Regions from separate parts of the Homo sapiens genome. Here region 1 is linked to region 2. Evidence: chromatin loops called from intact Hi-C (ENCODE). Cell type or tissue: mammary epithelial cell. All regions are shown on one strand. Each heading gives the region's core, and the rest is flanking DNA. Links, peaks and the distances in the headings are about the cores only. Region 1 has its middle 12 kb from the start of CXCL14. Region 2 overlaps SLC25A48-AS1 (SLC25A48 antisense RNA 1).

Region 1 (4,388 bases), core at 288-4,287, 84 kb before region 2:
CAGCCTTCTACAGCCTCCTTGAATTGGAATAGGATGTCAAAGGCCCATATCGCATTACCACTCCTCTGAAGTAGCTAATCCCTCACTTAAAGCACATGCCAACCACATTGTCAAGGAAAAGTTTGCCTCAGTCCTCTTGGAAGTGCAGCTGCCTGGCTGACTTTTATTTTCTTGAAACCAGAACCTGATGCTTAAATCGTCTGGGGAATCTCATATGGGCAGACACATGGAGAGAGGGACAGTGTTTTTTATTTAGTTCTTCATTCAACAGATGAGTCTCCAAAATACCTGGTGCCTCCCAGCGAACAATCTGACAACATCAGATCCAGGCTGCAGGGAAGGCAGGCCAGGCTGGAACAGGGGATTTTAGGGTACTCTATGGGGTTAAAGAGTTACCATAACTTCTAAAGGGCCCAAACTCACTTACGAGTTGGTGATCCAAGCGGAGAGGTTGACTGATCATTCCTTAGCCGTCATATATACTTTTCTGCTAGGCCCTGTCAGTGGGGTGATTATACAGTATATCAGCCATACTCGGACTCTTTTGAGAGTGAAAGGGAACATTCTTCATAATTGCATTGGGTCAATTACCATAAACCAGGACTGTCTCAGGCCAACCAGAATATGTGGTCATCCAACCTAGGAGTGTCCAAAACTTTTAACACTGCCCAGGACAATTTAGCTTCTCTAAACCTTAAGTTCTTCATCTGCAAAACAGGACTTATAGTGGAGTTTGGTGAGAAAGAAAGTGCGGTTGTTGCTATTGTGTTGGTTAAACTTTGCTCCCCTCAAAATATGTGGAATCAGCAGGATTGGTACCCTAGTAGCTATAAATGAATTGAAGGGTATGCTTTGTCTCGTACTTTTCTTGGCTTATGACATTTTTTTTGGCTGTACCGATGTGAATACCTAACTCCAGTCTATCTTTGCAGGCCATTATTTCAGGGGAAAAAAGCCTTTGTGATTTAGAAATGATTCTTGTGTGAGCACTGCCTTTAAATAACAATGGGTTGAAAGAAAGAGCTTGTTGCTTCATCATCCCCGTTGCTCTGGGGGAAAAACTTTGAATATTAGATCAGAGTCTCATCTGCATCTAATTAGACATGCCTACCACTCATCCCGGAATATCAACTCTGTCCTCATTGTGAAATGGGGCAGATTATTTGAAATCCAGCTTTGAATTGATTTTTTACCCAACAGAAGATCATTTTGCTTCTAACCAAAGCGTTGAGTTGAACTTGACGACATCATGGTCATTTTGCGTCTTCAGTGTATTTGGTGTTGGGGGAAAACCAACCCTGCTGCTCCTCTACTGAAGTGGAATTTGTGTCTACCAAATGAGAGCTGGAGCAGCCGTTTCACAGCTCCGGGGCTCCCTTTCTGGATCGGGGGGAGAGGCTCTAGAGGAGCATGTGATTTCTGCAGATGTCTGCCTGTAGGAGACAGAACTAGACACCAGCAAAACAAACCTGGCTGAGGCTGGTTGTTCGTGTGGCCCAGGTTAACTGGGTGATTAATCTCCATTTGATAAACAGGGGGTCAGCCCTGAGCCGGAGCATGAGAGCACAGTGGAGCATCCTGTGGGCTGGGGTGGACAGGAACTGTAAGACACTGTGTACTTCAGAGAGCAGACAGTCTCCTTGCAGCCCGACACACGTGGGTTTGAATCCTGTCTCTTCCACCTGCTAGCTGTGTGAACACGAGTGATGTGTTCACCTCACTGAGCCTTGTTTTCCTCATCTGTAAAATGGAGCTTCAATAGAACACCCCCGTTGTGGTCGTTACCAGGATTCAATGAGATAGGGTATGTAAGGCCCTCCACACAGGGTCTGGCTCACAGTAGGTAATAATTACACTAGTCCTTGTCGCTGTCCTCATGCAGCCTCGGGGAACTTGGAAAGCTCTTGGCTGAGACACCCGGACTCTTGGCTGCCCTCTGGTGGTGAGGCTCAGCGCGGACCTGCGTGGAGGAAGCTGGGAAATGTTACTTTGAAAGCAAGAAAATAGCTTAGGGTTTTAGTGCTTTCTTGAAGACCTCCAAGAATATCCATGTAACTTTTCAAAAACAGGAGGAGAAGAAAACACCCCAGGGGCTCTAAAAAGCAGCACGGTGTCTTCCTTGTGTGGAGGTTGAGCAGGAAGGGTTGTGTGGGCTTCTTTGCCTTTGAGGTTCCGGAGGCCCCCATCACGGTGTCCTGGCAGGACAGGCAGAGAGAAGGGAGCTGGGCGAGAGGGGAGTGGGGACTGAGGCTGGGGCTGGGCTCTGTGGACATGCATCTGGGGCATGGCCGATGCTCCCGGGCCTCCTCTAAATCCCCCAGTGTTCTCTACTTCTCTGCCCCTGGTGCTCTGCCGCAGCTAGCCCATCTCATCGCACATGGGCGTGGCGGCCACGGGCCATGTGAGAGCCAGGATGGAATCAGCACCTTTTTTTTTTTTTTCTTGCCTGATAATGACTTGCAATCTGCCATGAGCCTTCCCAGGACTGACAGATGTCTTGATCAGTCTCCTCCTCTGACCCTGGGTGAGACACCCGCTCTTTGGGGCTGCCCCAGAGTCTGCCGTGAGTCCGTCTGGCAGTCAGACCAACAGGCAATTTCAGGCAGCTTCTTTGCCTCCCTGTAGACTGAGTTTCTGGAGGGGCCATCTCCAGCATCCAGCACAGAGCAGATGTTTAATCATGCAACAGTAGCTGGGTGAATGAATGGTTGAACTCTGTCCTTGAGGATAAAGGAGCACAGCCAGTCATACCTCTGTTCCCCATGGTGCCCAGCAGAGTTTTGCACATAGCAGTAGCTCAGGAATGCGTGAAGAAAGCATGTTCTCAGGGATCTCCCTATGATCCTAATATTAATTCAACTGTGTTTGAATACCTCGTAAGTGCTATCATAGATTCTGGGAGGTTTTTACAAAGCAGCATATGACACAGCTCCTGGTTTCTAAGAAGGGCTTCTTCTTAGATGCTCAGGTTCAAATAAAACTGTTAAACTGTAGTGCAGATTATGTAATAATTCAGGACCAAAATGAGTCACCTATATGGATATTAGAGTTGATACTGGAGGCAGGGTTGGCCCCATGGGTTTGTGACATGTGAGTTGCACAGAGCATGTCTGGAAAGGGCCCCATGCTTGGTTTAATGCCCTGCTGTTGCCGTCTAGAAATTCTTAATAATTTTTGAACGGGAGGCCTGCATCTTTTTTTTTTTTTTTTTTTTTTGCACCTAGGCCTGCAAATTATGTAGTCAGTCCAGGATGACCAGGAGAAGCTCTGAGTGGAGTAGATCTGAGAGCGGTCAGGTGAGGTGGAGGAGTTGAACTGCAGGGCTAGGCTGGAGCTCTCTGAGGACATGGCCATGCTGGTGTCAGCCCACTACAGCACCAGGGCCTGCTCAGGACGAGCCTATGGGAAGTCAGGGCAATGGCATTTGGAATCAAAACAAGCCTAACTGTGAGGATGCAGTGGCTCCAGTGGAGGTGGGGCCTGTATGTGGGCCGGGTCTGCCCTGTGTGCAGAGGAGAAGCTTGCTCTTATCCAGGGAAGCCCATGAGAGCCACCAGTGCAGAGCCCGCTCTGAAAGGCCACCTGGCCTTGCTTTGCTGCACTGGGATTACTCTCTTTCCTGGAAGCTGGCAAGTGGACACTTCATAGGGATACTGGGAGGCCCAGAGAAGAGGTACAGGAAACAGGTCTGTAGCCGGGGAGAGAAGATTCTTCCCTGGAGCCTCGCACAGTTCTAGGCGCCTGTGGGTCCTCATTTGGTGTTTGGTGAAGTGTTTGGGCTCAGAGTCTATTCTTAGTGGTCAGGTTAATCCCTGTCTGCGGGAGGAAAGGGCCCAAGCTCTCCCTGGAAGCATAGCCCAGCCTCTGTTGTCCTGGGACCCCATCTCTGTAGGGAATGGAGATATTTACATGCAGACTCTCCACCGTTTCTGCGCTTTGACCAGCTGAGGCTTGACTTCCAGGACTTCCTCTACTGTCCTAAGCAAAGTGCTTCACTTCTCTGGGCACCTGCCACATAGCGCATTGTGGGAGTGCAGACAGAGCATGTGGGGCCAGTGCTTGGGTGAGTGCCCGGATCAGTGGCTGGACCAGTGTGAGGTGACACTGTTGCTGTTATTAATGATCCAATCTGTAACTTGGGATGTCAGAGAAGGGAGGGACCATCGGGGCCAGCAGAGTTAGAGGAGGGTGGCCTAGCACTAGAGCCACAGGCAGGACGAGGAGAGCCCCAGCAAAGACAGGGAGTGTGTATGGCTTGTTTACAAGCGGCACCCCACGGCCTGTGCTGTCTTGGAGCAGCTTTTGCTCTCGGTGGCCGGGGCTCTTCAGCCAGCTTTGTACACTGCCCTTCCCTCCTGAGGCTCCACTGGTGCTGCTCTGAGGCCAGG
Region 2 (4,388 bases), core at 239-4,238:
TTGCTTGTAAATGATTAAGATGCATTTTTTTGTAAGTCTAAACACAGGCAAAATGACAAGAATGTAAACAGTGCTTAGAAAGTCCCCTTCTTCTGGTGCCTGTGGATGAGAATCACAGTAAAAGCATGGAAGAGGCAGGAGAAGACAAGGCACTAGCTGGTCATTATGCCCCTGGGGGCCTGTGGCTGCCCAGAACTGGGGCAAACCAGCAGCCTGGACACCGGTTATGGTACCAGTTCCTTAGTTCTCTTCCAGGAACAAGGGCTTGGAGCCTGCAGCCTTAACTTCCCAGCTTCCCTCTGGGAGAGCCCTGCAGAGTTCCTGTTGCCAGCTTTGGATTCTTGTTGGAGCCATGCGACTCAGTGAGGAGGTCCCAGCTAACCAATTTATGGGAAGATGGAGTAGAGACAATAGCGGGAACCCTGTCCTGTGCCTGGCCCTTGCCCTGAGGTGTTTGGCAACAGCATCCACAGAAATCACTAGGTATGGGGTCTTGTGGGATAAGATTATTTTAGGGTGGAAAAGAGTTCTGTGGTTAATAACACAAATTGAAAAAAAATGGTGTAAATGATTGACTTGGTGTCAGTTGGCTAGGGCACCCCTCATGAGGGGGACATGAGTCTATAAGGCTTTATTGTTTTCTTCATCAAGTGTTGACTGAGTGTCTAATCCATCCCAGGTACTATGTTGGGTACCTGACTTGGTGGTGACTGTATGCCGGCTGGGGAGAAGGAATACGAACAGGTGAACCACAGTTGAAGAAGGGGTAACAAATAGCAGACAGGGTGCTTTGGTGAGAGTGGCCAGTGACTCAGATGGGGTAGTCAGGGAAGACTTCTCTGGGGTAGTGCCTTTATACTTAGACCAGAAGGGTTAGGAGGAGCCAGTGTACAAAGGGTGGAGGGAAAGGAATCCCAGGCAACACAACAGCACAGGCTAAGGCTCTAAAGCCAGGAAGGGCTGGGCTCGGGCTACACAGAGTGGTTTGAATGAGTGAGGGAATACAGGCATTGAAGATGCACATGCAGGGTTTCTTTGACTATGTGTCCTGGGTAGTAGGGGGTGGCTTTGGGGTTAGGATGATCATGGGTATACAGGATGCAAAGAGGACTATGTGTGTACCCATCAGAGACCTTGGAATGGACATGCCCTAGATTAAGCACAGCACCCATGCAGCAAAATGCCAAGCTCTTGGCTAAGAAGCTGAAAACCATGGCTCCCTAAGCACTTGTAGAAAGACAGTGAATTAATGCAGCCTTTCCTACATCCACCCGCTTCTCCTGCCAGCCATCGTCAGAGGCCATTCTCATAGTTCGCCCTTTTCTTATGATCATTCATATTCTTCAAAAATATTCTTATATTTCCTGCAGTCTCATTTCTTTAGGTGGCCCATAATTGCTTGGAGAGAAAGCTGTCAGGAGGCCCAGCTCCAGTGCCAGAAATTCTGTGAAGCCTTGTCCAACCTCATAGTCCTTGCTGAGGCCTGTATTCTCTGGCCTGTGTCAGCTTGATTCTCTAAGCCACACACTGTAGACAATTGCTACTCAAAGTTTGGTTTCTCCTTTCTCCTCCCTTTTCCTTGACTGGTACACTCCAAGCTCACTTAGTCATGAGAATGGACGGACATTGCCAGCATTCAAGAGGTCAGAAGTGTGGCAACATTGATTGAGGATGATGCTTCCTTCACATGGGGTGGGAGAGAGCCTCCAGACACAGTGAGTTCCCAGGAACCAGCCGGGTTCATCAGGAGGGTGCTGCCTTGGAGAAGGATGACTCCAGGACAAGGGATGACCCTGAACAAAAAGTGCAGTCACTGATGGAGTGGAACTAAAAAAAAAACAACAACAGAACTCTTTCTTTCAAAGCAACTGACTGTTATTAAGCACCTACTGTTAGCTCAGCCCTGGCCAGGTTCCAGGGAAATGAGAGAAGGTGCTCATTTCAATGTCAGGACCACAAGGTTTGTTTTTTAACGGTGGTTTGCTTAGAGTCAAACAGAACTGAGAACATCCAGTCCCCATCTTTGGATTGAGCCTGTCATCTTTGTGCGTGTGTATGTGTGTGTGTGGTGGGTGGAATGGGGGGCATAGGCAGAGGAGCTCATTTTTTGCTTCCTGATTGCTTTAGGCCTATTTATTGATCAAGAGCTTTGTTTGCTCAGTTTATTCACAGAATAATATACATATGTTGGCCTACTCCCTGCCTTCCTCTCTGGCGCCACTTCCTGACACCCCTACATCCATGCCAGTTATCAATATATTGCCTTTCAGCTCCAAATCTACCCTTATTTTCCTGCTTGTTGATAATGGAGGTGGGCTTTGTAAATATTTTTCCCTTATTGACAAAGAGCATTGGAGGGACACTGGAGAGAGAAGGGGTTTCCCCTTCCTGGTTCCCATGAGCCTGGTCCACCAGGCTCCTACAGAGCATGCTTTCTCCAGGCTTAGGTCCTGAGAGCATGTAGTTTCTGCTGTGCTAGGCTCATGCAGTGAACTCCTTTTCCCAATGCCTTGCTCCTGCAGATGGGGCTTTTTGAGCTCCTATAGTGCCCAGTGACTCACAGCCCCCTCCCTCTCAACCATGTCCTCTGGCAACCTTCCAGTGGAATGCCACACTCATCCTTGTGAGTGGTTTCCCCCAGGACTCCCTCAGGTGACTGTACAGTGAGTTCCTAGGCATGGCATGTGTGGACACCTTCCCCTGACACCTTAGTAGGCAGATTCCCAGCAAGTCCTACCAGCAAGTCATCTGCCTTCATTAGTTTTTTCTCATCCAGTAGGCCATGGCTATCCCCTCTCCAAGATCTTAATCCCAGCCCTAGTGGGAGGAAGAGGCTCTTCTGTGGGCATCAATCTCAGCCCTAGGGGTAGTGGCTGCTACCTATATCTGCTGTTCTTATATTCTTTAACTCTTACCAGAGTTAATTCTGCTCTTTTATTAATAATTCTTCATATTAAACTTTTTTTCTGTTTGAAAATTGCTGTGTGGTTTCTTTGTCCTCATTGGACCTTATGGGCAGAACTTTGAGGAGTGCATTTGCTTGTCCACTAGTGTGAAATGAAAGATAGAAGTATGGATCTACATAGATTTATAGGTAGTTGCTAATGGTTTGGCTGGATAGACAGGAACTTGGAAGGAGCAGGATTGGAAGATTAGTGATAATAAAGTCTGGGGAAGATATATATGGATGGATCTCTCTCATAATGGGCACAAACGGTGAAGATATTTGAGTCCCGTGTGAATGCCCAAAGGGCATCATTACTGTAGAAGAGATTAATAATCAGACAAAATAACATGCTCAGAAGCTGTCAGCCTCTTCCCTCAGCCACCCTAGTGCTTGCTCAATGGGACCATGAACAAAGAAGCCAAGTTGGCAGGGATGGAGGCTATGCAGGAGCTTAACAGGGTGGACTTCCCCTTATAAAGGCTGTACTAATACTATAGCTGCGTGCCTAACCTATCTACAGCAGAGACTAAACACTGAGCCCCTGATATGACACCATTCCCTGGGGGTGAGTAGACAGTCACCTGGTGGCAGATTGATTACAATGGACCTTTTCTATTATGAAGGAGGCAGAGATTTGTCACCATGAGAATAGATATGTATTCTAGAAATCGACTTACCTTCTTTGCACATAGTGCTTCTGCCAGCACCACCATCCATGGATTCACAAAATGCCTATCCACCATTATGACATTCTCCATAGCGTTGCTTCTGATCCAAGAACCCACTTCTCAGCAAAGAAAGTGGTGCAATGGATTAATTCCCATGGAATTAACAGGTCTCACTATATACCCCATTAACTGGAAGTGGCTGGGCTAAATGAAAGGTGCAGTCACTTACAGAAGACTCAGTTGGAGCACCATTTGGGATTAAACACCCTGAAAGGATTGGGTTCTGTCTTAAAGGACATAGTATATGCTTTGAGTCAGAGACCATAATATGGCGTTATTTCCCCATAGCCAGAATACAAGGGTCTGGGAATCAAGGGATATAAATAGAGTTACATCTCTTACTATTATGTCTAGTAATCTATGCACAGAATTTTAGCTTTACACAGGAGCTACAACTATGATTTCATTAAACTGAAAGAAGGATCTGGTCATTTTGGGCTTAAGGACTGTGATAGTCTGAATGTGTCTTCAAAATTCATGTATCAGAAATTTCATCTCCAATGCAACAGTGTTGGGAAGTAGGGCCTAATGCAAGGTGTTTAGGTCATGAGGCCTCCACCTTAATGAGTAGATTAACACCATCATAAAAGGGCTTTTGTGGTGGGTTCACGCTCTTCCACTCTTCTGCCATGTGAGAACACAGCGTTCATCCTCTCTTGCCCTTCCACCTTCCATGGGAAGACATAGCAAGAAGGCCCACACAAGATGCTGGC

The links. A loop is a pair of places that touch in the nucleus more often than their neighbours do. Peaks named below come from ENCODE experiments on the same cell type or tissue, not always from the same donor. Only the 100,000 strongest peaks of a DNase experiment are listed, where the experiment ranks them.
Region 1: a loop joins it to region 2, with 4 times the contacts of the local background. A loop is called at or near these places in 1 of 110 quality-filtered maps.

The regions. Positions count from the first base shown.
Region 1 is chr5:135,564,421-135,568,808 of GRCh38, forward strand. No RefSeq gene overlaps it. Among named protein-coding and RNA genes, the nearest start is that of CXCL14, 12 kb to the right of the region's middle. RefSeq lists enhancers at 748-1,268, 3,899-4,388. In mammary epithelial cell, for the core only: a CTCF peak has its summit at 1,938 (motif pointing left); no DNase peak of the experiment used is centred there.
Region 2 is chr5:135,648,731-135,653,118 of GRCh38, forward strand. It overlaps SLC25A48-AS1 (SLC25A48 antisense RNA 1), which reads right to left. Exons shown (of 3, transcript NR_027127.1): 2 at 3,625-3,731; 3 at 1-1,793. It also overlaps a transcript of SLC25A48 not described here. Among named protein-coding and RNA genes, the nearest start is that of SLC25A48-AS1, 3.0 kb to the right of the region's middle. In mammary epithelial cell, for the core only: no CTCF peak of the experiment used is centred there; DNase peaks (open chromatin) are centred at 1,611 and 2,621; H3K27ac peaks cover 1,603 bases.